3 separate regions of the Mus musculus genome follow, and all the other regions are linked to region 3. Evidence: chromatin loops called from intact Hi-C (ENCODE). Cell type or tissue: gastrocnemius. All regions are shown on one strand.

What was found. A loop is a pair of places that touch in the nucleus more often than their neighbours do. Peaks named below come from ENCODE experiments on the same cell type or tissue, not always from the same donor. Only the 100,000 strongest peaks of a DNase experiment are listed, where the experiment ranks them.
Region 1: a loop joins it to region 3, with 2.3 times the contacts of the local background. A loop is called at or near these places in 5 of 42 quality-filtered maps.
Region 2: a loop joins it to region 3, with 11 times the contacts of the local background. A loop is called at or near these places in 37 of 42 quality-filtered maps.

The regions. Positions count from the first base shown.
Region 1 is chr9:86,221,356-86,229,355 of GRCm38, forward strand. No RefSeq gene overlaps it. Among named protein-coding and RNA genes, the nearest start is that of Ube2cbp, 240 kb to the right of the region's middle. In gastrocnemius, no CTCF peak of the experiment used is centred here; no DNase peak of the experiment used is centred here.
Region 2 is chr9:85,775,295-85,783,294 of GRCm38, forward strand. It overlaps the pseudogene Gm5619. Among named protein-coding and RNA genes, the nearest start is that of Gm22830, 6.8 kb to the left of the region's middle. In gastrocnemius, a CTCF peak has its summit at 4,348 (motif pointing right); a DNase peak (open chromatin) is centred at 2,341.
Region 3 is chr9:86,446,723-86,454,722 of GRCm38, forward strand. It overlaps Ube2cbp (ubiquitin-conjugating enzyme E2C binding protein), which reads right to left. Exons shown (of 10, transcript NM_027394.2): 2 at 5,092-5,288; 3 at 2,041-2,131. Among named protein-coding and RNA genes, the nearest start is that of Ube2cbp, 14 kb to the right of the region's middle. In gastrocnemius, a CTCF peak has its summit at 5,182 (motif pointing left); DNase peaks (open chromatin) are centred at 3,071, 4,561 and 5,164.

The DNA.
Region 1 (8,000 bases), 230 kb before region 3:
CCAACTGCTTCTTGGTCATGATGTTTGTGCAGGAATAGAAACCCTGACTAAGACACGTATTCACTGGAGTCCTATTTACAATAACCTATGAGGAGAATTCTGTATGCTTGTGAGAAAACTAAAAACAAAACAAAACAAAACAAAACAAAACAAAACAAAACAAAAGATCAAGACGAGAGTCTTGTGACAGTTTCTTCAAAACATGGAACTGTTCTTGGATCATTGGGTCATATTTTCATGCCCCTCTCAGGTATAGTGACTAGGAGTGAAATTACTTCAGATTATTCATTACAATGGCTATTTTTGTTTGTTTTTATATGCCTCTGTGGAAAACCCCTGTTAGGCTTTTCTGCTACATGTGGCTTCCCCTCATGATTCTATAATCATGTGACTTTATCATGTGACTCCTTGTGGGACTGTGGAAGGCAGCCTGTTTTGGTTGAGCAAAGCTTGCTCCAGAGACCCAGTAGAAAACTCTACAAGGGACAGAACAGTGAGCCACATTCCCAGACATAGGTGTGTGATAGCACGGAACCTTTAACTCCATAATCCTGTGATTATCAGCCACACCCCCAAGCTCCTGGCCTTCTGGCTAGACTCCACCCTCACAGTTACCTGGCAATAGACAGGTATGCTCCACCCCACAGCTACCCTGCAACAGCAAGATAGCTCAGCCCACTATAAAAGGGGCTGCTTGGTCCCTCCTCACTCTCTTAAGCTCTTCCCTCTCTTATTTTCATCTCTAGCTCTCCTTCTCCACCTCCCTTCTCCTTTCTCCCCATGTGGCCATGGTCCACCTCTCCTTTTCTACCTTTTCTCTTTCTCTCTGCCTTTCTACAATAAAACTATAAAACCATAGACCATCTCAGCTCATCAAGGCCCGCTGTACTTGAATGATAGACTAGGCTTTCCCCTAAAGAGCCGCGTCTACCTCCTGCCTGAAGGCCTTTCTGCGCTCCAGTCATGGACGGGACTAAGGACTCTCCCCTGCATGGGAACCACCCAGCGCACCCTCTCCCCCTGCCTTCTCCTTTCAGCCCCAGAGCTGACAGAGCTTCCCCCAGGACTCCCACTTTGTTCTCAGCTCTTCAGCAACATACATTGACATCTGAGATGTCAGAGACTGAGAACCTGTTATCTCTGGCCTCCGTGAGGTCCAGAGACCTCGGACTGCTCCCTCTCTCCCCACCCCCCAGGAGTGGGGTTCTGTGGCTTCACACAGCCAGACACCCACCTGGAGAGTGTGTGGCAGTCCTCCATGTCTGCCCTTCCAGAGCACCAGAACTCTGGAGGGACGCAGGTTCTCTCCCACCCTCTTTATTTCCCCATGTCCGCTGCCCCCTCAACTCCTCTTCACTCTCAGAGTATAAATTGTCTGATGCTCTGAATAAATTTGGCTTTTACAGGGAAGAAAAAAAGAAAACCTTCATTTGTCTCCGCAGTGACTGTGGCTGAAGACCTTCACCTGAGCTCCAGCAGCAGCTCCAGGAGAAGGCACAGGGCAAGGCTCAGCAGATGGTAAGAAATACGCGCTCTGCTCAAGCTGAGACAGGAGATAAAGGAGCCTCCAGCCAGGGTCCGCTCATCCTTAACCAGTGGCTGAGAACTAAGCTGCCCTCAGATGTGGGGCCCTGTGAAGACTGAAAGGCACTGATGCTGCTTTCTGAGCAGAGCACAGGACCTCATCGGGTTATTCACACTGCTTATAAGCACTGGGGTTATTTAAGGTCAGTTTCTGAGAGGGAACCAGTTAGAAGATGTGATGACTAACCTTGGTTTTCATCCTGATCAAATAAGACATAATCCCCCAGGGTACTCTGTGAAGGATATTCGTCATCAGAGTACTTGAAACAGACCTGCCCTAAATCATGCTTTCAGGTGGCAGCCCACATAAAAGCCTCTCTGTCCATGGAAAGATATTCCCAGGATGCTCTCTGCCCATGAGATACAGTTGATGCTCAGGATTTGAGATCTTAACTTTTTCAGTCACCACGCCTTTGCTCCACCATCATAGACTAATCCTCTGGTACTGTAAACCCAATCAAATGATTGCTTTTAGAAGCTATTCTGGTCCTGATGCTTTATTGCAGAAATAGAAAAGTAACTAATACAATTACCATGCCCATCAATCATCATCACTCAGCTAGCTAGCTTCAGTGATGCTGTGTTAACCATGAACCTGATGCAATTCTGGGAGCTGGGGACTCGTATTCTAGAACACATTATTAGTCCCGTCATACAGGTGAATAAAGTCAATCCAGAAGGATTGCCGTCTTGTCCCAAATCACACCCAGTTAGCTAATGAGGGGCAGCTATAGAAGAATGACCGAACCCATCTTCTGTCTACCGAAGCATCTCATTTCAAAATAAATTATTTGTAATTTTAAAATGTAACCCATTAAAATACAGCAAAGGTCAGATTGTTCAGTTCACCCTGTGAAAACGAAGTGGTTGAATTGAAGGTTTTATTAAGTTATATATGCACAGCTCATTGAACTTCCATCAGTTGACAAGGCAGGTTAGGTATTCATTACTTACATAGATTAGATATTCGATGGCCTGAGACATTTCCTTTTTCTATTTATAGCCTTCTAATAACAGAAAAGATATAAGTATCTAGACTATTGCCCTATTTGATCTTATTTTCAAATTGATAATCTTCTGACCCCATAACATGTGTTTTGTCTACCACTCTGTCCTTTACCTATTAAAATTCTGACTAACACACACAATGAAATCCATCAGCAAGGACCACTACACTGACTTAACAATGTTTTTATTCCTCTGTATTCAAGTTACCTGTTTTGAGTTTATTTATGTTGTTGTTCTTCTTGTTGCTGCTCATTGTTGTTGTTGGCTGTTGCTGTTGTTTAGAGATTTGTTTATGTACTTTCAGTGTGTGGGGAGGGGTGTGTATCCACCTGAGTGTTAGTGCTTGTAAAGGCCAGATGAGGGCAGCCCATGCCTCCGGAGCTGGAAATTCAGGTGGTGGTGAACTACCTGGTATGGATGTTAAGAAACAAACTCAAGTACTTCAGAAAAGCAGCAAGTGCATTTAACTACTGAGCCATCTCTCCAGCCCCCACCCCCCAGGTTACATTTTTCAAAGAACTATCTCTGTTCTCCCCATAATCTCTTGTGGAAACTCAGAGCTTCCGTGGTGCAACTTCGCAATCTTCAGAAGCAGAGATCTGGGAGAAACTCAGCAGCCTCCCTTACCCTCGTCACATGAAGCTGCGAAATATACATCTGACTGGCAACAAGCTTGCAGGACTCCATTTTTTAAAGAGCTCCTGCCTGTCACACATGAATGATGATGCTACAGTCTGACTGCTAAGTGTGCCCCTCTCCTGGAGGTGCCAGCTGCTGCCTGTTCACGTGTGGTGGCTCTGTCACATTTACTTTGCATCCTAATTAAGAAGACATGGAGAGTCTTGCACAAGTACAAGCACCAGAAGGACTGTGCTATCTGTCACACTGACCTCCAGATGTTCCAATAATGTCTTTGAGTTTGGGTGGAGGATACCCAGAAACAACTCCAACACCAGGAAACTACTTGTTGAGAAAAGACAATTAACAACCAAACAGCTGGTGATGGGAACCTTTAGCTGGTGAACCTGTGAGGAGCAGTTTGCCAGCTCTCAGAGGAATTCCAACACATAGCACCTTACCTGTGTGCCTTATTTTCCTTCCAGAATGCACAATTCATCGCTCTCAAATCTGTTTCCTTCAATTACACACAGAGCCCATTAAGATAACAATGATTTATCACCGATTTTAAAAAGCCATCCTGTTGTCTCATGAAAGTCTCCAATAATAATCACTCCCCTGAAAATGGTTTTTAAACTTCCCAAACACTTTAACTAGTCTAGTATGGAGTTATAAGGGAATTTTAAATTGATGCTTTTAAATACTGAAATTAGAAGGCAGTTACTTCCCTTTTGAATTTATCACTAATTCACTTTCTAAAAAGATACTGTACTAACCTACTGTGACCCCTGCACACAGACAATTTCTGTGTTTGCCTTGAACACATATGACCTTCAGGGAAGGTGGGGGGATGGAGCCTGTCATTCTTATATTATTATTCTTTTGGTGTCAGGCCTTTTACTTGAACTAGCCAGACCTGGATTACTACTGTTCATATTTGCTCCAATGCATAGCATAGAGTTGAAAGGGACCCTTCTGTAAAGGAAACAGGTCTCAGGCAGATTCTAATCAGTGTTGATCTAGTTCTCAGGGGAAAGAAAGACTAATTAATAAAATGATCTTTTAAATAGAAACAGATAATTCTGTCCAATTCCATTATTCTAATACCCTCTCCCTCCAACCTGAAAGAAAAAAATGGGCTATTTATTACTGATTTTCATAAATACTATACCAGGTAATCAGGAGATAATTAAGTTAGAGCTCCTCATCAGCATGAGAATGAAGTTCCCAAATGAGTAGACTAGACCCTCTTTCTTCAACAATGAGGTAACTATTACTGAAATGTCTACTAATATAAAATTAGACCAGGAAAAAAAAAAGCAAAACTTTGAAAGGTCAGATTATCAATAAAGTCTAGCTGGTTACCTGTCCCTTTTGGGCACCAAAGTGATAAAATTCTAAAGAACAGGAGAAACTTGGAGAATAAGCTTAAGTGTTCTTTTTGTTTAAAATACTAATAATATATAAATATATCAATGGCTATATGCAGATGTTCTATGATAGCGCTGAATCCAATGATAGGAAGTGATGAAGGTGAAAGCAAAGACTTCCCTTAATACAGGAGGTGAGAGCAAAGACTTCCCTTAATACAGTTACTGTCTAGTCATGTTTGCTCAGCACTGCCATTACAGATTTCAGGACCTGACAATCATTTGTTGTAAGGCTGCCCTCACTTCATGAGATGTTCAGTATTGTCGGTTGCTCCTCACTTCCCAGCCTGAACAGGGGTCAGGGACACAACTTCTTACCCCAGCTGTAACCAAATTGTTTCAGAAATTACCAAATATATCCTGAGGGACAAATTACCTCTGTTTGAGAACAACTGGTTAGCTGAAAGATCCAAATTTAGCTTTGAAAAGAAAAAATAATGTAGTTTCCATGAGATGAGTTAATTGTTAGATTCAACAACAACAGCTTGGCATCAAGAGCAGTATCTAAAGGGATTGGCCCTCTAGCCAGATATAATTGATAAACATAAACTCTATGGTCTGAAAATTAGGTTATATTTTCACTTCACAGATACATAAACATCCACAAAAATAACAAGGTATCAGACCCCAAAGATACCTTTATAAATTTAAGCAGGAATAAATAGCAAGACTATAAACCAGAGATTTCATCTAGGAAATAAATAAAGTCCCCTCCCTTACAGAACTCTTGAGTATAGGATCTAAAAAATAGAAACTACAAAAGTCTGGAAATTTATCCAAATTTCTAAGATACAATAATCACAACTATGTTAGTCTATATTATGAGTAAGATGCACCCAACACAATACTCAGAAAAAATATTTTGACTAGTATTATATCCAAATTATCACTCCCAAATGGCAACACTGAAACCATCCTAAAAAGAAGGACTTTGACCTGGTGAATCAGCCTAAAGCTTGGTTTATGTTTACTAGAAAAGCAAATCTCTTAAGGTGGTTTCTGTATGCCATGCACTTTCCTTAATCCACTCCAGAGATCAACCATGATGGGCAAGGACATCTAGTTCAATCCTAACAGTCTGAATCTGCTCAAAAACCCCACCCTGCTGACTGTCAAACAAAATCCACTTTGTTTTCTATCATTTTGAGTTTCTCTCTGCTCCCCACTGGTAGCCTTTGACTGTTTGATTCCCCAGTAAACACCTCCTTCTACCTGTGGCGTGGTCTCCTGTGGTGATTTCACTGTACCCTCGCTTTCAACTAGCCATCTGAATATGGGAAAACAAGAAATAGGGCACACACATATAACCATAATTGTTAGATGCAAATTCATTAAACCAACGGAAAGGTCCATTGGGAATTAATAAAGATAATAGTATAGCAATTAATAACTTTCACGTATAGTAGATCTTATAAATGCATACAAACACTCTTTTGACTAATGAAATAGCTAGCTAATTTGTCAGTAAGAAAATTTTTTTTAAAAAACTGCATATATAAAACGAAAAAAGAAGATAACCTAAACACAAGAAAGAAAGAAAGAAAGAAAGAAAGAAAGAAGGAAGGAAGGAAGGAAGGAAGGAAGGAAGGAAGGAAGGAAGGAAGGAAGGAAGAAAGAAAGAAAGAAAGAAAGAAAGAAAGAAAGAAAGAAAGAAAGAAAGAAAGAAAGAAAGAAAGAAAGAAAGGCAGGAAGAAACTACATGTGGAGGCATGTGCCTCTAATTCCAATATGAGGGAAACTGAGGCGTGTCTTGTGATTGATGACAGCCTGGGCTACATAAGAAAGTGAGAGGAGAAGGAGGAGATGTAAAAATAATGTAGAAGCAGAACACACGTATTAAACAATACACTGCACACATGATCTTCAAAGAACAAATGGCAATATTATCTTTAAAATAGTAATAAAATGTGTCAAAAGGGTGTAAGACCAAAATGCTCCTTCTAATTTGTTACATGATAATTCTAATAAAGCATTAAGAAAGGATAAATTCCCATGCTACTTAAGGCATTCAGATTATAGCCACATATTGGTGAGGAACCAGAATTATTTTTGTAAAGCCAGAATAGAATAAAAGTTAAAGCCCGGAAAGCTAACATTAAAAATGAGTGCTACAAGGACTGAAGAGGTAACCCAGTGGTTATGAGCTCTGGCTGCTCCTGCAGAGGACCCAGGTTTAATTCCCAACATTCACATGGCAGCTAATAACAGTCAGGTCCAAATTCTGCTGGTTAGACAAAAACCCAGCACTCCTCAGGAACTTGTGAAGCCAGTTCTCCTCTGCCAAAGGAGCCATTTCCTTATCACTGGCAAAGAGGACAAATGGCTATCCCTAATGCCTATTGGTGTACCAGGCTTCCTCCACATCTTAAGCACCTGTTACACATCTCAGAGTCCATCTTGGTCCATGGAGATCCAATGCCCTCTTCTGGCCTCTGGGGCACCAGGAATATACATGGTGCACAGATACACATGTAGGTAAAACATCCATACACATAAATCTATTTTTAAATTAAATTTTAAAAATATAAATACTACAAAGAAATCTTAACTTATGATTGCCAATGCAAAAATTGTAAATAAAACCCAGGATCTAGAAAAATGGCATACTGGTTAAAAGCACTGACTGTTCTCTGAGAGAACCAAGATTCGATTCCCAACACCCACATGATAGCATCTAACCATCTGTAACTGCAGTTCCAGGGGATCCAGACTGGGCACCAAGGATACTGGGCATGTGCATGATGCAGACATATGTGAATAAAACATGAATAAACATGAATAAAATAAATATTTAAAATGTTTTGTAAACAAAAGCTGTTAGTATATTATAAAAATAATTCAATAATAAACAAGATCTTATGAGAATAAACATTAAACACCCATTTTGTGTGAAAAGCTATGACTTAGGAAACAATAGATAATGCCTCAACAAACTTCATGGTTCCAAAGCTAACTGACAAAGTGAGTGATCGCTGCGGATGCTCCAGAGGCATTTTCATGGAAGTTATACTTGTATAATTTCACAGTTACTGTTGCTGCTGCGGTGGAGCTACAAACAATAAGGTAGCAAGGCAAATAGAGCATTCAACAGCACCATAGATTTACAACTAAATCTTCTCCTACAGAATAGGAGAAGATATCTCATAATCATGTTACATAACAATAAACCAACTGAAACTGTGCAAAAACCTTTTTTAGAAGAGCTTTGAAATATTATCAAACAAAACAAAGAAGAATATGAACACATTAAAAGGCATCATTTATTCTCAGACCAGGTGAGTCACTGTTCCAAGGGTGTCAATACTTGCAGTGCAGAACTATTCACCAGTACCTATCATAACCACCTTCTTGCCTAACAAC
Region 2 (8,000 bases), 670 kb before region 3:
TTTCCTTCACTGTTGTTCTCTTGGACCTATCAAGCTGGCCCATTTCTGGATGCTGAAATTAACAGTGGCTAACGGTTAGTGATGCTCTCATCTAACCCCTTTCTAATGATGCTGTGATTCTCAAAATTCACTTGTAAATTTTGGGAGGTGGGGGAGGGCGAAGTGTAGAGTGTTTAGAGAATACAGTAGATCTCAAGCAAATATTGCACAAAGTTGGAATTTATATGAATGTGGAGGAAGGAATTCCAAGATCTCCTGAGTGGGGAGCTAGTATATTTATCTGCAAACAAAGCTCATGCCAAATAACTGGATTAATATGGCTGACAATAAGTTAAATGAAACTTATCCATTGAGCACATACATAGGAACTCTGACAACCAGTGCAAAGCATCACAAGGCCACTTTAATTTCTCAATATGGAATAAGACTGATGCATAAGTATATCACAGATAGCAAAGTAAAACATTCCCATAGATGACAACGGAGTTATCAAGTGATGATCATAGTCCGCTGAGGGCGGTTGGAGAAAGTTTCTAATTGGAGTCATTTGTAAATAACTGGGGCTTGAAAGGATTTTTTGAGCATCTGAAACCAATCTATAATTTCAATATCTTCAACACAGAGAAAACGATTTAAAAGATTTAAATTGTTAACAATTCAACCTTGAACTGGACCAAAATGATAACTAGATAACTACAAAGGAAAACCAGGTGGTTCTCCTGATTCTTTGAGGTCACTCGTCTTTCATGATCATGAAGCTACTTTACAGCTCTACAAATTGCAGAAACTGTAGAAGACTGAGTAGTTCTGATGGTTAGCAACTCTAGTTGATCAGTGAGAACATTACATTACATTTTAGGTGGAAGTATGACTGGTTTCTCTACCTATCTTTCCTTACCTAACATCATAGTCTGTTTTGTGATTCCAGGATAGCAGAGTACTGATACTAAGTAACTTATAAAAGTTAAGAATGAATTTCTTGTGGCCAGGGGGAGGTGGCTCATGCCTTTAATCCCAACACATGGGAGGCAGAGGCAGGTGGATCTCTGTGAGTCTAAGGCCAGTCTGCTCAGTAGAGCTAGTTCCAGGACAGCCAAGACTACATTTAAAAAATGTATTTTTTTATAAGTCTAGGGGCTGACAAGCCATGAATCAAGGGAGTCTTCATGTGGTAAGGGGTTTCTTATTGTGTTATCTGATAAGGAAAGAGGGAGGAGGGTTGGAGAGATGGCGCAGCGGTTAAGAGCACTGACTGCTCTTCCAAAGGTCCTGAGTTCAAATCCCAGCAACCACATGGTGGCTCACAACCATCTGTAATGAGTGATATCTGATGCCCTCTTCTGGTGTGTCTGGTGTGCTTACATGTAATAAATAAATCTTAAAAAAAAAAAAAAAAGAGGGAGGAGAGGAAGAGAGGGGAGAGGGAGGGGGAGAGACAGAAATTCACCTTTATAACAAATCCACTAATCTAGTCTCCTGGTACACAATGCTGACATAATGGCATAAATCCATCACTAACGGCAGCAGCCTAATCACCTGATCATTCTTGAGCTTTTACCTCTCAATGCTCTGGACACTGTTGTATTAGTGAGAGTTAGGTTTCTGTCTTAGTCACTGCTCCATTGTGTTAAGAGACACCATGGCCAAGACAACTCTCATAAAAGACAACATTTAATTGGGGGCTTCCTTACAGTTCTGAAGGGTTAATCCATGATCTTTGTGGCAGGAAGCAGACAGCTGAGAGGGGGGACATTTTGGGGGAGGTGTGAAAGGAATTGGGGATGGGAAGGGGGAAGTGAATATGTGATTGTCCCAAATATTTCTGGCTTGTATAGAACTGACAAAAACTAACCAGCACAATATCTTATAGGTTCCTGTAAAGGCCCAGAACTAGACAACCTGAAACAACAAAGGAGAAAGTCCCTTTCTCTTAAAAAAAAAAAAAGGTTCCCTGGGAAAAATTTAAGTGAATGACCACTCAAATAGGAGAGATGCCAACAAAGAATTATAGATTATGTATTACTTTAAATAAATAAATTTCTGTATGTAAAGTGTGTGTGTACAAGCGTGAGTATGAGAGGGAGAAGGAGAGGGAGAGAGAGAAGAGAGAGTTTTTGCCATAGTTAAGGTTGTAAGATAGTGTATTCATCACGATCTTGTATCATAACAGGAAGGATCTAGTTATGCAATTAAAATTAATTAAACTGCCTTCAGATCTTGATGTGAAAATTAAATGATTACATTCTAGAAATCTGCTGCTTAATGCTGTTCCATTTCTAACATAAAATAAACTTGGCACCACCAGAGAAGGTTGGAAGTGAACACTGCCTGGCGTTCTTCCACCAAACTTCCTGCTGTGGAAGATTGGTCCTTTCAAATAACACCGAGTACTGAACTGGTGCTTAATTTAAAAATCTTTAATCAACGAGGATCCCAACAACCACTTAAACTGTGCTGCCTGTCAGTTCTAACCGCTCATTATGAAATCACCGCTAATGCCATATACAGAATAGAGCCTTGGAGTTAAGAGTCTGGGAGTGGTGTTGGAAGAGATCAAGAGCTCCCCAGGCTACTTCAGAAAGAAGAATGCTGTAGTGGTTTCGTTGAAATGAAGCACAAGGTGTGGGAGTCCTTTTAAGCAGAAACATCTCTGTACTCAACACAATGAACCGGTTTAAACATCTGCCACTCTGAAAGAGAATACTCATGTTTGTTTCTTGGTGATGAAAAGACAAAGAATTCTTTTCCTGAGTGTCAAGGAACCCTGAGGAGACTATTAAACCCGACTGTTATTCCTGAGGAGGAATCTAGCTGATGGGTTATACTAGGAAATTCAGCAGATATCATACGAAGTCTAAAAGTTATATCTTTAATTTTCTCCAATGAGTCAGAAACATTTGAAACTTTTCTCAGCATGTTTTGTGCTTTAATTTGCTTTCACGTCTACCTGCTCATCCCCAAGATGGCTACACAATGTAAGAAAGGCACAAGGTGAAAGCGATCCTGAAGAAGTCTAGCCCTCCACAGGTAAAGGGGCTCCACCAGCAGAGGGGGGGGCGGGGCGGGAGGTGGTGATTGACACTTTCCGATTTGGAGGGCTGGTGAGAACCCAGTGAAGAGAGGCCCTGGGAAACGTGGAAGGACATTGGAAACCCCGCAGCTGGAGAGGTGGGAACAGGAGAGAGACCCCCATCCTAGAAATACAACGTAGTGGAAGCAAAGCCGCCTCCAAGGACAAGATAGATGTCTCTGAAAGAGTAAATGCATTCTGAGAAGCACAAATCATACAAATCAGAAGTTTCAGCTCTGAGAAGGATCTTCGAAGTTTTCTTTCCATGTGGACAGAGGGAAGGTTGTTAACATTTTTCAATCTTCCTAAAAGGGAGCTGGCTCCTAAACCTAGATTCCATCCTCACAGATGTATCTCTTCAATGAGTGCAATTAAGACACCTTTTAAAGACTCCCATGCATGAAAACATTAAGGACAGATTTAAGTCAGAGAGTTTAAAAAGGACAGCAGTGCTCCGATGGTATTGGTTTTGTTGGATTACTCACACTTCCCTATGAGAGGCCAAACCTACTCCATCTTGGGACCGGCCCAAGGACCAGAAAGGACCCCATGGCTTGTCCTTGGCCAGAATTACCCCTTAGCTACTTCCTAGCAACAGTTAATCAGATTGTTTCAGATGTGCTTTCAGACCCTTTGTGATTGTATATGGTCTGGCTTCAGAGTACTCACCTGTCTGTTTACAATAGACATTTAGTAAGATACGTGTCAGGATGGACGCCCCCTTACTTACTTCCATTTCCTATAAAACCTTGTTCTGCTGAGGGTTCAAGGCTGCTTCGCCTTCCCTCCCAATCCTGCCCTGTCAGAGTTGGGTTGTAGAAGATCCCAAGCCAGAGCTTGTAATAAAGAGACCCTAATGCTATTTATTATTGCATTGGAAACATCTCCTTGGTGGTCTTTTGGGGTTCACGAACGCTTCCTGGCATAACACCTAATCTCAGCAGCAAAGTATGTTTTTTTTATTTTATTGTGACAGGCAGGGGTAAAAGAGTATAAAAAAGTCCAAAGTTTAAACGCAATAATCCCTCTAAATAATAAAATAGACTGTAGCCTTTTCTGTGCTCCAAAAAACAAATTAGATTTTCAAACTCCTGACATCAACAAGAAACTCCAGGATGGGAGAGAAAAGTGAAAACCAATCTCCACAAAAACAAATGACCAAACCAACCAAACCAAACCAGTCAAATAGACAAAATCCTTGGGATTCCAAAGACTTGTTATTAATACCTGGCGATTCTAAATCTGACCCAACGACACGGGGTTTTTAAATGTATCTGTCACTAGATGGCACTGTATAAACACAAATAACTAGGCAAGGCACTCCAGTTCATCTCTGAAATTGGTGGTTTATTACTATAAATAAGCCTTTAATGATAAACCTAACCATCTTACAAGGCAACACATCAATACTTTACATCTCTATCAATAAATGCTGACTGGTTCTGAGAATGGTTCAAAGGCAGCTTTAGGGTTGTTACACGACAGACAGGAAATTGAATTTTAAAAAAGGTAAGAAAGTTAGCAATATAGGAGAGGGGAGACAGGAAAGAGAAATAAATTCATGAGAGAATGCATAATTTGAATTTCCTTTGGTTCCCATTAGGGCTGCCGGAGCCTGGGAAGATCGTGGGCTTAGTGTTCTATCAGTAACATATAACTCATTCCTTTGCTACATCAGGAGGATTGGAGCTGAAAAGCCAGTGCTGGCAGAAGACAAGGACGGATTACACATGCAAATAATCCCATAGCTCTTGGACTAAAGGAGACAGTTCGTCTTGTAATATTTCTTTTAAGTGACACACAGAAAGCTTTGGCGGGTTGCTATTAAAAAGCAACATTATAAGATTAAAAAGCACAGAGAAAGAAAGGATGTTTGAAAGGGGCACTGCAAAACTGTGAGGAAAAATCAGAATATGGATAACTACAGAGTCTGTATTATTCCACTTTTTTAAGTTAAGAGAAAGGTCAGGAATTTAGAACAGTTTAGGAAAGAAAGGTTAACTGTATTTGGAGCCTCGGGAATTGAGAACATCTGGTTATAATCACACAGAAAAATATGGTTGAGACTTGATGGTGGGTAGGGATAACCCAGACCATCTGACTGTGTGCACTCCACTCTTCAGGAACACTGGGGCTGTATTCCACACAGGTGGTGTGCCACCAACTGCTATCTCTCTGCACCACTTCTCCAGAAAGGGAATGTGCGCGCGCACACACACACACACACACACACACACACACAATTTTAGGATGTCAAATGTCAAAGAAGTGAAGAAGGCCATCTCCATTCCTGCAGTGGCCAGTATGACCAGTCTAACAATGCCAGGGAGGAATGGAGAAATGTGAAGAACACTGGTTTATTGAGCTTTCCTCTTGCACACATCCACCCAGTAAACTCTCTCCTCTTCCTATGTGTTTCAGCCTACAAACACTGTGTCCTTTCTGACAGAATGTGTGTCTCTCAGCAGCGGGGAATACCTTGGTACCCAGAGCACCTATTAAGAGGGGCAGAAAGAAAACCAAAACAAAAGATGGATTAACCTCCACCCTTATTTTTGATGACAAGAACTTAAATTTTACTTCCCATTTGCAACAATTCTGTTCCAAAGATACATTTACATTAGGAAAGGGCTTCATAGTCATTTGAGTTGCTTTAGAGAAAACATGGCGGCCATTAAAGCTGTGGTCAGAGTCCATGATGGAAAAACAGAGCGCAATGTTTATTTGTTTTTTTCTCTCGCTAATTAAGACAGAATCTAATACAGAATGCTGAATTTCAGAGATCGGGGAATTGTGTTTTTACCCACAGTAAAACATGAGGTTACTACTTTAGAAAGGCTTTCGGCTCATTAATCTTGACGCTAGTATTTAAAATAATTTAGTTTCCTTGGTAAATGGTCTGTAGATTCTTGAAAGTGCTGTTAGCTAAAATATTATTAATGTGAAAATGCACTCAACATGTCTCATAATTTTGCTGAGAAATGAGACGTGAATGATGCGTTTTATGGTAGGGCGAGCTGGGTGTGGGGGAGAGAACATGACTGAGATGTGTGACTCAATTTATGAGAGTTCTGAGTGACACGAAGGAGGCAGATCACCAGATCCACACACAGTTTCAACTCTGCTACGGATTCCCACTCAGCTCATTATCCTACCCACTTCTCTTCACTGTGACAAAACACCAAGATCAGGGCAACTTGGAAAAGGAAGTGTGTGATTGGGCTTATGGTTTCAGAGGGTCAGAGTCCATGGTGGTGGCGCAAAGGCATCACTGCAGGAGCAGCCAGGGCTCACATTGGACAGTAAGCAGGAGGCTGAGAGGGGAATGCTGGGAACAGTGAGAATCTTTGGAAGTGTCATCACCCTCCCCCAGAACTCTCCCTTCTCCTAACCTTTCCCCAAACAGTTCCACCAACTGGGGGCCAATTTTCTTTTTTCTTTTTTTTTTGTTTTAATTTTGTAATTATATTTATGTACAGAAAACTTAGGAGTATTCATTTAACCCAATTTAGTGGCAAGTTCTTTAGCCTTTGCTTTTTCCAGCTTGGCAATTCGAGCCACAGACTTAGGACCCAGGACGCTGCCTCTCCAGTGGCGACGGATCTCGTCATATCTGTCATTATAATTGGTCCTAATAGCTTCCACCAGCTTAGCCAGAGCACCCTTGTCTTCCGAGTTAACCTGTGTGAAGGCAACGGTGGTGCATGTCTTCCTGTGGACCAGGTGCCCCAGCCTGGCCTTTCCCTTGATGATGCAGTAGGGCACCCCCATCTTTCGACACAGGGCAGGTAGGAAAACCACCAGCTCAATGGGGTCTACGTCATGGGCAATCACCACCAGCTGAGCCTTCTTGTTCTCCACCAAGGTGGTGACTGTATTGACTCCTGCTCGGAGGACAGGTGGCCTCTTAGTTGGGACGTCGCCTTTGCCAGCAGCTTTCTTCTCAGCACGGGCCAGCAGCCTTTGCTTCTTCTCTTGCTTTGTCTCTGGCCTGTACTTGTGGGCAAGCTTAAGCAGCTGAGTAGCTGTCTGCCTGTCCAGGGCTTGGGTGAACTGGTTAATGGCAGGAGGGACTTTGAGCCGCTTGTAGAGGATAGCTCTTTGCCGCTGCAGCCTGATGTAGCGGGGCCATTTGACGAAGCGCGTTAAATCTCTTTTGGGCTGGATGTCCTGTCCAATGCCGAAGTTCTTGGGCCTCTTCTCGAACAGAGGGTTGACCACCTTCTTGGCCTCCTGCTTCTTGACGACGGCGGGGGCCGGGGCCACCTTCTTCCCCTTGGCCTTCTTCCCTTTGGGCATCTTGCTCAGCTGCTGGAGCTGGGGGCCAATTTTCATGGGGGCCGTTCTCACGCAAACCTCCACACTTATGAAAATCAATGTTGTGGAGAGTGAACTCCCTGATGATGGTTGCTAACGTGTTTATGACCATCTCAGCTAGTGCTAGCACCGTGGAGACCCAGGGCAACTAAAGAAAGAGCTAGTCACTCTAACTACAAAGAAAGAGAAGTAGAGCCACGGTTGAACTGACTCCAGCTGGGGATAAGGATTTTTTTTTTCTTTCTATAGAATCCCAGGAAAAATATTTGGTGAAAGTGAAATTTTGAGGGAGAAAGAGTCAAACTGGAGGAATGATTCACTCTGCATCATAATTTTAGCTGTTCTGCCAGAGGGTGAGGTGCCAGGTGTATTTTCTGCTTGCCTCCCGCAGAGCAGGGTTGGCTTTCTAACAGAATCTTTCTCTGCAACTTCCTGAGAGTCTCCTTCACTTTTCTCCCAGTTATTCACCCCGTAAAATCATTCCCAAGGTCTTCGAGAACTCCTTCCCTCAGGCCAGCCCCGAAACATCCTGCTCTGAATCCGCCCCCCCCCCCCCTCCCGGATCGTTACCTGACTGCTCTCGGGTTGCTCTATGGTTTACTTGACAAAGAGG
Region 3 (8,000 bases):
CACGGGATGAGACATTTCAGAAACTTCATCTGAGAATTAAACCCGAGCCTGGGACAGATTGAGAGAAGGCCAGGATATACGGAGATCTCTTAGCTCTTTCAGAAGTGGATCTGCCTCTGGTGCAGATCGGGAGCAACTTCCTCTCTGTAGATTTAAGACCCCTTCGTTTCTTACTCGTGCCAATCACTAAAAAGATGCTCTGTGTGCAACTTCCTTAAATCTTGAGGGTGCATTTGTGCTAGCTCATCTACTTGGAACCCTGCTGAGATCAGGAGGCAAGCAAGAACAGCTGGTAGGAAGCCAAAATACACACACCTAGCTTTACTCCAGCCAACCCAGCAACACTCGCTAAGAACACACTTTTTCTCTGGGCACCACGCCTGATGCTGAGGGATGCTGGTAAGAATGATTACTGCAATAGCTATCAGCGAATGGTGAATGCTTACCCGGCACCAGGCATGGCTAGAACCACTTGAATCATCAGACCCTATCAACAGCACTACAAGGTAAGTCTTACTGTTAGCTACACTTTCTCAATAAGGACTTATTGGATAATAAGTTATCCAAGACCGCTGGGATAGTGAATGGTGGATGGAAACACGCCTTGCCACTGCTGACTCCCTCTCTATGCTATACAATCAAGAAAGCAGGAACAAAGGACACGGAAGTCAGTGTGGCTCTTCCCATTCTTCAAGCCCAGCGTGCGTAGACAGGCAAAGGAACCTCAGGAGAGTACCTGATGCAACCCAGGAGAGAGACAAGGCTCGCTACATCACAAGACAAGCGAATGCTATGTCAGCTGAGTTAGCAGGTGGTGACTAACCAGGGAGGAAGAGAGGGTGGAGTAGCCTTCAGGAAAGGGAGCTGCATTCAGGAAAGGGAGTAGCCTTCACGTTAGGGATATCCTGTAAAGATAGGATTCAGAAAACCCGGCAAAGGTATGGAACACATGCTCATGACCAGGCCCGTGTGATACCTGTAAGCTTGGCAAGGAGGGAGGAGGCTGAAATGGGAGGGAGGACCGGAGAGCTGCTGCGGTAGGCAAAGGATTCCTGGGCTCCATCCAGGAAGAACAACTGTTCTTCAGAAGACATACTCGGTGGTGGTGGGGGGGGGGGGGGTGCATCTGCACAGGGCAGAACCAGAAGCAGGCTGAGCAGGCAGAAAGCTGCTGACTAAGTGCCATTAGGTGGGGAGACAGTGGGCAAAGGCAGGTGACTTCAGCTCTAAAGGCAATGAACGGCCACAGTGGCTGATGACTCTGTATGGGGAACAGAAGACATCTACCAGGCAAAGGTCTGGCATTATAGCGCCAGGGACATTGAGAAAGGAGCAGACTTCAGAAAGGAAGCATCCCTTGCTGGTCCCAGGCACCTGACTTAGAAAAGCCATCAAAGAACACCAAATGCTTCCATTAAATACCGCTAACAGTAATGCTTTCAGCCGTCTTCCACGTGAGTCGTTGCTAGAAGCTGAAAATTCAGAGGAAGCATTTGTGCCCAAGAAACTGGAAAGCTCACTTGAGGAAGAGGGAAATGGGAATGCTGAGGAAATAGCTAAGAGTCCTTCCCTTCTCCACAGGGTAATTATGGCACATCACCAGTGCCGGTTACAAGATTAACCTAATCACCGAGAAAAGGTTAATGAGTGCTCCGTATGCTCCATCTTACACGCAGGGGAGCTAGGAAATGGGTTTTAGAAAAGCCCTGACTGAGCTAGCACAGATAACAAAGTCCTGCTGCACAGCTTCTAACAGGTAGAAACTTCACTTTCTGTGGAAACCTTCACACACCCTCAGACCAAAAGGGACACACAGGAGATCAACTCCATGGTTCTCTGCTCAGTGACGGGCCCAGCTCTTCCACCATAACCAGCTTCCTCCCTCAGACCAGACTCCCGTTCCGCTCCAGCACCACGGTGAGAGTCGGGCTTCACTTTGTTCCAAGTGACACTAAGTCGGCTCTTACTTTAAGGCCCTCCACAGTTCCCTTGGTAATTACTCCCAGAAACAGTTTAATCAGGGTTGGACACATTCCTTACCTGTCCTTTATCGTGACTTCACCACAGGACTGGCAATAAAAGGTGCAACATTCTTGGGCTTGCAAGCTTTGATTAAACACTGAAATCGGCTCTGAAGGAAATCAACAGAGTTTTAGAGGTTTGGAACAAATTATCATATTTAAAGAGTTTGCTAGCACAATAAATTACCAGCAATACACGCTGTTTACGGTTTACTCTGAAGTGTAGGCTTAATTAGAACTATCCAATGACTCAACCAGAAGCAAACACTGCCAAGTGTTTCCAAAAACAAAAGACATTTTGCTTAGAATTCCTGAGCCAGGAGCTGCCCTAGATTACCATGGAACATACTGGTGAGTTCCTTCTCTCATTCCATAAATACAGTAAATTCTATATTAACAATGAGGAGAGATGGACTTCTAACATGTAAGTTCAATCTGGCTTTCTCACTTTTTATGTTTACGGTTTATGTCCACCCCTGCCCATTACACAGTATGAGCAAGCAAAATGAATGGCTAGACGGGTCTCTGTGGAGCAGACCTAAGGAACGCAAAGCTCTGTAGAGTGTCCTCACCCAAGAGCAAAATGCAGTGTCTGCTGAAGCTGTGGGAGATGGGTGTGAGAGGGAGGGGAGATACTGGGTGCTATGGGAACACATGGACTTCCCACACAGCTGCAGTGGATAGCTGTTCCCCTCATTCCTGATGTCTCATTTGTAAATGAAGGTAAGTTTTATGTAAAAAAAAATACTGTATTACTAGTCTATAAAAAAACCTAATTGAATTAATGAAGTCCTAGTTATTAGAAGCGAAGAATAGAATCCACTTGCTGTTCTTTTGTGTGTAGTTTAAGATGCTTTTCAGATGCCAGAAAGTTTAAGTCCTGGCAATTAAAAAACTCTGCAGTTAATCTCTAAGTGTCTACACAAATCCCTGCTGCACGGAGGTTAAATAAACAGTATTATTCTCTAATGCGGAGCATCGATAACGAGGACCTAGGTGAGCCCTCCAACGGGCTAGCCAGAATGAATCCGTTTCCAGTGGAACACTGCCCTCTGCTGGCCACTGGGTCGTGTGGCATCCTGGATAAGCATTGCTGCTGGGAAAGATGTATCCCCAGGTCAAATTCCACACACAAGAGGTCACCACTTCACCTACACTAACCTCCAAACGGTGTAGTGTGCCAGGGTGATGTGTATCATGATTGCTCCGGAAAGCGTGGTCTTACAGCTGAAAACGCAACGCTTGAAAACCCTGAGACATAATTAATGCTAAAAATTTCAAGTTACTTCCTACAATATTTAGATTCCAGTGCACACCAGTATTCACCTACCTGATTGTCATTCATGCAGCAAATGCTTAGCCCCCACCTATTATGCAAAAAGCACTAAAGCAATCAAAGATGGAGGAACCTGCTTTACACAGATCTTCATGCACCAGAGAACAGGCTTTGAAAGTTCCCTTTTCAGGTATTTGAACAAAATGTTTCAAAAAACACAAAGAAATAGTCCAACAAACACAAACAATACACAAACCAGCACACAGCAGTGGATTTATTTTGTCCATGGTTAGAATATTAAATGTTGCTCATTAACTGAAAATGTTGAAAATAATTCAGTTGCAGACTATGATTAGGCAACAAACCCAAATTCTATGTCCCTGAGGGTCTCCATCAGAGTCCCAGGGAACAAGGTGGCTCTCGTGCCTGCCTTCTGCCAGTTTCCAAACTCAACAGGAAGTTCCTGCGTGCTGTGGGGGAGCTGGGGGAGAGGAACAATTTTTGTTTACTTTTTCCTTTTCAGGATTCAATGTCATTCCAGGTGTTTATCAGATGTCACTTAAGCATGTCAGGACATCTCTTTTTCCTGTTCCTTGTTTCTAAAATTGTTTCTGCATACTTTAGCCATTCACTAATTCAGAAATTAGCAAAATTACCCTTAGGCCAGAAAAAGAAAAAAAAAAGAGTAACATCCCCCCCCCCCTCCCCAACCACCCCCATCTTCTCTTGTCTTTCCAAAGCCAGGGGATAGCTTCATGTCTCTTACAGGCTTTTTGGGACAATCCTGTTGTCCCCACCTCTAGACTCTACATAGTTCTGATAAAGTACCTACAGATGGCTCAACAATAAGGTCTCAGGGTGTCATAGACACAAGCAAAGCCTTTCTCTGACACGAAGCATCAACACGGTTCCTTCCAATGCTGTCTGCCTTGTCTATTATAGCACATTGTAAGAAATGCAATGAGCAGAATTTAAAAAAAAAAAAAAAAAGTCATGAGAGCTTACAAAAAGAAAAGGTTTACTACCTAATTGCATCGAGATGCATTTTGAGTTTGTATACAACCACAATCCAACCACAACAATATTATATTATGTCTCTACTTGTACTGTTCCATCTAAAATGGTCTCTTCATAGCCGGGATAATGTCTACTGCTCAAACTGTCACGCCCTCAGGGTGGCCTTCACGAAACTCAGTCACTCCCCACAGCATTACTCTGTTACTGTGCCCACAGCATTGTGCTGTTTCCAACTTAATTATCTGCTCAGCATCTGTTGTTCCCGCCCACTAGGACACACACTCCACATTACCAGACAGCTATGTGGCTTGTGGGCATCTGTGTTTCCAGCACCCATATCAAACGGCTCACACACACCTCGTAGAAGCTAACCTGTCTGCTGAATGAAAACATATCTATGCAGTGTTTTAAAACCAACCAGGTTTCATACAACAGCTTTATAATTTTATCCTCATATCCGTGAGCCGGACATTTATGGTTAAAGAAACGAACTGGGCAGTTTGGGGGAAATCTCTGCACCTTCTGCTCAAATTTGCGACAAGGCTAAACATCCCCTAAAAATTAAAGCGCATTTTTAAACATACTGTTAAAAGAAAGACATGAAGGTTTGAGAAAGGAGAGTGATACAGCACACAGCACACAGCTGCTAACTGGCAGAACTGTTCCAGACCCTGGAATCTCTCGACCCCTCCAGGTCATTGATTGCCTAACTTTTCACCTGGGAAAAGTTCAACTAAAAAAACGTCAAAGCCCTCCAGGAGTGCCGCTCCTACTCACGTGGGCTGGATTCAGCCTGGACCCGCAAGCGCAGATGTAAACCATCGCCACTGATATACTGCAGCCCGCCACACGAGGAAGGTACAAGTCTGACCCCTGCTGGAAGTCGGATCTCGGTGCAGCCGTCAGGGGTTCTCACCAAAAGAGAGGTGGGCGTTATGGAAATGTCCAGGTGCATCCCTCCTTCATCTGGCCCACTGATGACACAAAATAAAAGCCAAGTGACGACTTCTCTCTGATGAAAGGCAAAGCTTACAAAATCCAAACCTTAACCCAGCATAGAGACCCTAAAATCCTTGTCCCAGGAAAACAGAAACAGACCCTGGGAGACAAGCTGGACTAGGTTAGATCAGGCAGGGCTTGCAGCCATCACCACGTGAGATTCCCAGGTCATGTTTTTAACTCTTGCTTCTGAGAACAGCATTAAAGTCAGAAAATCAAAGTACTGCTTAGCCGGTAATCAAGATTGTCATAAAAAGTCACAGATGTCAGCAAGGTTTCTGTAAAAAGTCAGAGAGTAAATATTTCCTGAGTTCTCCACCAGCCTAGGACCCACAGTGAGAACTTATCTCAAACAACAACAAACGCCCCAAACAACAGAAAAAAAAAAAAAGCCAGTTCTTAGTTCACAGGCTGTGCCAAAAGAAGCCATGAGATAGCTTGGTGTCCACCTTGCTACTGCAGTATTTTTGAAGCACAGTTGGCACCTAGAAATGTCCCCCCAAAACACCACTGGTAACCTGAGCCCCCACTGCCCCTGCTTCTGCCCCTGCTTCGGATGGCTAATCTTCTCAGTTGTGAAAAATTCAACCACTTACACAGAGCTGACTAAAGTGCACACACACTGTCAGCATTGCACATAACACCCAAAACATCGGGTTGTGTGTCTACAGTCCTCAACTGTACTGCTTAGGAGATCTCAGCGCGGGAGGAAAGTTTACACACACATTCAACACAGATGTAAGTTTTCTTGTGTTGATTTTTCAGCTGAACTTGTAAATCTGACTGGCTGTTCCATGAACCACACGGTCTCCATAAGATGATGTGTAGGAAGGCAGCTGGGGGGGGGGGTCTCCTTCTGCTTGCATCTCACTCATCTTAGTGGTTCCATCCTCAAGATCTCTTAGAGGCCCTGCCTCCGAACAACACCTCTGTGGGGAGTTAGAACTTATACCCATAGATTCCAAGAAGACTCTTGGTCTATAAGAAGGTTGCAGCATGTAGAGGGGAGAAGAGGGAACAGGAAAGAGCCAGCGGAAGCCTGGTTGCATAGAAGACTGACCAGGGAGATAAACATCAGGAGGCTAATGGGAGACGGGATTTATACTGTGCAAGAATACAGTTACATGGAAACAAAGGGAGGATGCTAGAATGGACCTGTGGCAGTGGGCTAGAATTAGGGATACCTCTATGAGATCATGGTTTAGGATGTGCATAGCTACAGAGATATAAATAGGTGGGAATGAATGTTTGTGTGTTAGTCAACAGTGTCATCTATGTGCCAGAAGTCTAAAAGAAATGACATTCCAATAGTAATGAGCACCAAATCTTAGTCTAGAAGGACAATTTTCTATTTAAAAAGAAGTCCTGGGGATTTAATTTGGTGGCATATGCAAGGCCCTAGGCTAGATTCCCAGTGTGTAGTTGTGCACACACACACACTATACATGCATACATGCACGCTTTTTGAGACAAGGTCTCAAGTGTCCCGGTCCAGACTCACACTCAGCTATGTAATGGAGGATGACCGGGAACTCCTGGTGCTCTTGCTTCTAAATCCCAAGTGTTAGGATTACAGGCATGCCCTGCCCCACGTAACCAGTACACACTCCTTGGAATGTTTTTAAAAGGCAAAACAATAAGGTTGCTTGAGAGAAAACTACATCAGGACTAGAGTAGAAAGAAAGAAAATCAAACTAGATAAGCCTATACCATACTACTGAGCACCAAAGTAAAGAGGCAGACAAAGGAAGTGAGAATGTCCTGTGTAGAGACTCCACTTTCAGTGTCTTGGGGCATTCTTACTATTATTATTCAGGGGCCACACCCTCCTTAAAGCTACCCAGGACAGCACATCTCCCTGAAAAGCAGCTATCGTCCTTAAATGCCCCATAAGACTTAGTGCTATACTTCTAGATTCAGCTTCAGCAAGTTCTTAGACACTGGATACTAACGAAACAGGACATCTGCAACTCTTACAGGCTAAATGTCATGGTGAAAATATTTATCCAATGCTGCAAACCAAGACCTTTTGTTTATTTTGTTACTAGAAATAGGGTTAATAAACACTTAGACATGAGGTAATCAGTGTGTTAGTCACCTTACTGTCACTGTGACAAAGCGTCTGAGAAATGCAACTTAAGAAGAAACTTGCATGGTATCTCCAGCTTCAGTCATTCTGGACCACAGCCTCTAAGGCCTGTTGCCTTGGGTCCGAGGAAAAGCTGAATATTACGGTGAGGAGCATAAGGCACAGCTGTTTGCCTCGTGGCAGTCAGGAAGCAATGAGAGCTGAAGAGCATGGGCTGCTTTTAACCATGATCCGCCCCTCACCGTTTCCATTTCTCCCAATAATCCACTTAGCTATGAGTCTATCAATGGGCTACTCCGCTGATGAACTTAGGACCATCAAAATCATGTCACCTCTGAACACTGATACTCTGGGAGGTCAGACTTTCAACACATGAGCCTTCTGCACACTTCAGATCTAAACCCTATCAGCCCCACTCCTTCAAGCTTTCTTCTGCTTAGCATCTCACAGTGCATACCTCATTCCACTCAGTGTGTTAGGCAAATGTTACCTCTCATTTAAATAAAAGACTTATTCTCTACCCCTCACTTCATTGTGGTTTTCCAGGTATTTCTCTCTATTTAGTATACTACTTTATGGTTCTTATTTTACCCTTTGT